Regions from separate parts of the Mus musculus genome. Here region 1 is linked to region 2. Evidence: chromatin loops called from intact Hi-C (ENCODE). Cell type or tissue: left cerebral cortex. All regions are shown on one strand.

Region 1 (2,500 bases), 170 kb before region 2:
ATGCCTGGACATGTCTTGATCTGTCGGAAGAGTACTTCTTATTCACCAGAGTAAAGGTAAGTTAATTATGATGCCTGTTGTGGGGGATAGGATCCCACTGTTTGCTCTGGCTGGTCTGGAAGTTACTATACCTCCATGTCAGGTTTCATGATGCCTTTTCTAACAAGTGCAGTTCAAGCTTGTTCAAAGAAACATGTTTGATCTTACTACACCAACCAACTCACAAGTAGAGTTATATACATCTCTTCCTCCTTAGAAGATGATTATGGAAGGAAGGAAGGAAGCATGCAGGCAGGGACTGAGCACATTCTTGGCTTTAGATGATACTGCCGCAGTTCCTTCCAGAGTACCACTAGCTGTTTCCTGCCATCAATACAATAGAGCATGCCCCTCTCCGCCAGACTCTTCAGGGTGACTTGGAATTTACTAAGAGCAACTGGTACAAACATAGGCCCCCTGCTGCTCCCTCTTTCTAACCTGCTCTGTTCTAACCACTAGATTCAAGACAGCTACTATCTGAGACCCTTTCTCAGGCCCAAATAAAAGGTCTTCCTTCTTACAAATGGGTGTGGCTCTGTTTTAATGGTCTGACTGTCTTCCTAGCTCCTTTCAGAGAGAGCAAGCCTGAGAAGCAGGGTAGAAAGCACATGGTCGAAGCATCTTACCTGTTCCCAGTCTGAGCCAGATCTTGCACATGATCAATCTCAGTAGCTCTGTCTCCCCCCCCTCCCCCCAATATGGTATTTTTAATAATTTGGGGATTTCACACTTGCTTCCTATCCCCATTCCTCGCAGGTCCACCCTTGATCTGCATACACCCAAATTATTCCAAGTCCAATTTGTGTTTCCCATATACTCATTGGAGCATGCTCAGACTCCCAGTGGCCACCCTTAAAGAGAACTGAGTCCTTCCCCACACGGCAGCAGCCTCTCTGGCACCTGCTGGGCCTCGTGGCTGCTCCAAGGAACCTGGTAGACCCTGTGTCAGTACCTTTATCCCTCGATGCCACCTAGGTGCTACTTGCCATTAGCTCCCTGGCCAGCTTCCTTCATCTCTCATGTGGAGTAAGCAGTAATTCCATGGATCTGCCCTTAACCAACATCATGTCTCACCCAGCAGAGGGCTCCTTTCACCACATTAACCATATGCTATGGCCTGATTCTCTAGTGCCCTGTGTGCATTTGATTGTGCCTGGAAACTCCTAAGGGACCTTGCAGGATCAGCTCCTGCCTACTACTATCAGCTCCCCGACATTCTCTGGCCTGTTTATTTGCTCCTTGCCTGATACAACATATACTGTCCATTTGTGTGTGTGTTTACTTTGGCCCTCACTAGAGCCTAACCTCTACCAAGGCAGGGTGTTTGGTATTCTTCACCCACACCTGGCTATGTTCAGCAGTAGTGGGGCAGATGAAATTGAAATGGAGTTGAGATTCTTATGTAAAGGATACACCCCCACTCACAATCTTCCCAGTAGGCTCTCAGCCAGAGAGGTAGCTTTTTAAAGAACATTGGTTACTCTAGCTTCATTCTGTGCAGATGGTTTAAAAAAAAAATGCAGACTAAAACCAGATGAACTTAGGAGGTGAGACATGCTGTGAAGAGAATGTTTCAGCACCTGGCTTACCAGTTACTGCCTACTGAGAACCTGAGGTTGTTGCCAGGACTTGAGCTACCACAAAGAATGCCAGCTACTGCCATTATTTTCACACTAACTTTGTACTTTACCTCCAATGGAAAAATGGGCAGAACTACATTTGAACCATTCACTGTTGTACTGCAAAGCCAGACTTCATGGTTGTTCTGCTGTGAAAAAGGCCCAAAGGACAGAGGTGGCAGTGATGGCAAGGGAGTATGGAGGAGTCTAGAAGAGAGCACCTGAGAGTTGGGTGGTAAAGGATGCCTGGAGATTGGTTTTTTTGAAAAAGAGGAAGCCACTGGACATGGTAGTACATGCCTTTAATCTCAGTACTCAGAGGCAGAGCAATCTATTGTGAGTTCCAAGACAGCTAGCGCTGTGTAAAGAGACCCTAGAGAGAAAGGGTGAGGGTGGGAAGTAGGCAGAGACAGCTGCAGAGAGTTAGGGTTGGGGGAAGAAACTTTCCCATAAGAGCCAGATCTAGCAGACAGGTGGTGTAGACAGGCAGATTTGGCTTTGAGTTTAGGTTCCATTTTCTGCTAGGTATGACCTTAAAGCAGTCACTTAAGCTTCTGTAGTTTTGTGTATCTCATTCAGTAGAGAAATTATCGTGGTCCCTACACTGAGGGGACTAAAGAGATCTGTGAAATGTTCGACTCTAGGAAGAACTTTCTAATGAGTATAGTTGCCATCTATTGAGCCCTTAGTGTGAGCACTTGGGCAGGCATGACCTCCTTAATTGAATACTTAGGAGGCAAGTGCTTTGATTATATTTATCCAGGGAGAAACTGTGCCTTATAAATATCAGGTACCTTATACAATAAGTAACTGTAGATGCACAGAATTGGAGAGGTGAAACC
Region 2 (2,500 bases):
TAAAGTCTCTTTTAAATCCAAAATCTCTTCTAAAAGTTCAAAGTCTCTCAACTATGGGCTCTGTTAAAAAAAAAAATTACTTTCTTCAAGAGGGGAGAATGACGGCAGAGTCACAGTCTGATCAAAACAAGCCAAACTCAAACAGTGTGAATAACAAGGTCCAATAATTGGGCTCAGATTCACTCAGATCTTCTGGGCTCCTCCAGCTTGAGTTACTGTTCTAGCTCCACCCTCTGCAGCACACATAGCTTACCTTCCAGGCTCTAGCTGGATCCACTTCATTGCTGCTGCTGTTCTTGGTGGTCATCCCATGGGACAGGCATCCCCAAAATGCTGAGGTCTTCCACTGCAACTGGGCTGCACTTTCACCAATACCCTTTCCTGGGTGCTTCTCACACTGCCAAGCCTCAACTTCTCAGCATGACCCTTTCAATCCTGTGCCTTCGACTGCTACTGAAGCTGTACCTTCACCAATGACATTTCCTGGCCACTCACAGTGCAAAGCCTCAGCTAGCTGTTCGTGGCTTCAAACCCAGTGCCACCTGGGTGTCTCTTACACTACTCAAGTTCAGCTGCCCCTGGAACACAGCTTTTGTGTGCTCTGAAGAAACACCTCCTAGTACACTTTGCCTCAATGATGCTATTCTCTTCTTAATCACCTCTAATTTCTCAGCTCCAGCTGACCAACATCAGTTATCTCAGTAAAGCAAAGGTTTATTCAGCTCGCACACCCTGAGTCACACTCCACTGAGAGAAGCCAAGGCAGGAACTCAAACTAGGCGGGGATCTGGAGGCAGGAGTTGATGTAGAGGTCACGAAGTGCTGCTTACTGGCTTGCTTACCATGACTTCTTCAGCCTGCTTCCTTATGTATAGAATCCAGGAGCACTATCCCAGGTTCAGCAATGCAGATGTTCAAGGGCTGAGGAAGTTAACTCAGGCACAACGGTATCCTAGGAATAACCTCTAGCACCACTAGGGGGTGAGGTAAGAGATTTTCAAATTGTGTTTCTCTTTACAAGCGATAATTATTAAAATTATTCTTCCACTAAAAATAGTGTTTAAGAGGGCTGGGATGTGGCACAATTGTACAACATTTCACATGCAAGGTCCTGTGGTCTCCAGTCGGTAAAGGCTTACCCATGGGTCACTAATTCCCCTGAATATCTATGCCATGTTACCTGGGAAGCCAATCACCATGTCTTTCCCTGTGGTGTTTTCTCCAGGTCCCAAAATAAAGAGGTATCCCCAAATATGTGTGCACAGCAGCCAAGAGAGAGGAGGAGTTGACCTGGGGTTCAGGTTTAGCACTGTAAAAAGAAAAGTGATTTTTATTTTTGTGTGTCCCAACCTGACCATCTTACAGATGGGTCCAAGTCTCTGTGCTGGGAAAGCCAGCTGTGCTGCTGGGGTGCTGTGGCTTGTAAGCAGCTTCAGCAGCAGCTGTGACCCCAACCCCAGGAGAAACCCCATCAGGGTTGCCTCCCAGCTGGCCTGTTGCCTAGCAAACCACAAAGGTCTACTGGGATGATCCTGTCTTTCCCTCTCCCCTCCGGTGTCCCTACACAGTCTCCTCCCTCTTGGATGCTGTGCACACATAGTTGGGGATGCCTCTTTGTTTCGGAGCCTGGAGAAAACAGCACAGTGGAAGAAGGCATGGTACCTGGCTTCCCAGGTAACACGGTATAGATACTCAGGAGAGTTAGTGACCCGTGGACAAGCCTCTACCAGCTGGAAACAGAGGACAGGAACACACTAGAAGTAAACGTCCTCCTGAATGCTCCTCTGAGGCATAGTTGGTTTCAACAATTGAGAGGAAGTCCCACAGGCCAGCTGGCTCTTTCTGGCCCCTTCTGCAGTGGAAGCTGATTTCAGTACTCATGGCCGAGCCTAGCCCAGCATCACTTTTGCCCCACCTGGCCTACCCTTGTTGGTTCCTTGGCTTTACCAGCTAATGTGCTGGGTATCCCCTGTGTCTCCCAGGGGTCCGGTTTAACCATAAGTGCCAAGCATTAATAAGATAAATGACAGGCATCTCTCACAACCTTCGAAACCCCTACCATGTTAGCTTTATTGTTACCTTCACCTTCTGATTAAAGAAACCGAGGCTCAGAAAGGTAAAGGCACTAACTAAAGGTCACACAGCAACAGAGCTAGGTACAGTCTCAGCACCCAGTACAATGCTAAACCCAGTCTGGCCGGCACCCAGTGTCTCCTATATAGGCCATGACCCACTTTCCCAGTACCTAAGAATTCCATTGTACTCTGTGTGGCTGATCTAGGTAAGGTGTCTGCAGAACCCAAACTTCAGCCTGAAGCCCCATCTCAGCCAGCGAGGTCCTGGGAAGTGTGTGTGTGTGTGTGTGTGTGTGTGTGACCAGAAGCCTTAAAAATACATATTTTGGAGACATGACAAGGCAAAAGAAAAGACTTACCAGCTCCTCCCTCAGCCACTCCAGGGTCTGCCCAAGACTTGCAGCTGGCTCTCCCGGCATTTCCAT

The links. Peaks named below come from ENCODE experiments on the same cell type or tissue, not always from the same donor. Only the 100,000 strongest peaks of a DNase experiment are listed, where the experiment ranks them.
Region 1: a loop joins it to region 2, with 3 times the contacts of the local background. A loop is called at or near these places in 6 of 42 quality-filtered maps.

Annotation. Positions count from the first base shown.
Region 1 is chr2:151,512,578-151,515,077 of GRCm38, forward strand. No RefSeq gene overlaps it. Among named protein-coding and RNA genes, the nearest start is that of Gm52533, 4.7 kb to the right of the region's middle. In left cerebral cortex, a CTCF peak has its summit at 1,121 (motif pointing right); DNase peaks (open chromatin) are centred at 1,190 and 1,513; H3K27ac peaks cover 1,074 bases.
Region 2 is chr2:151,683,530-151,686,029 of GRCm38, forward strand. It overlaps Tmem74bos (transmembrane 74B, opposite strand), which reads right to left. Exons shown (of 2, transcript NM_001378411.1): 1 at 2,435-2,500. The coding sequence starts at 2,500. Among named protein-coding and RNA genes, the nearest start is that of Tmem74bos, 1.4 kb to the right of the region's middle. In left cerebral cortex, a CTCF peak has its summit at 987; no DNase peak of the experiment used is centred here.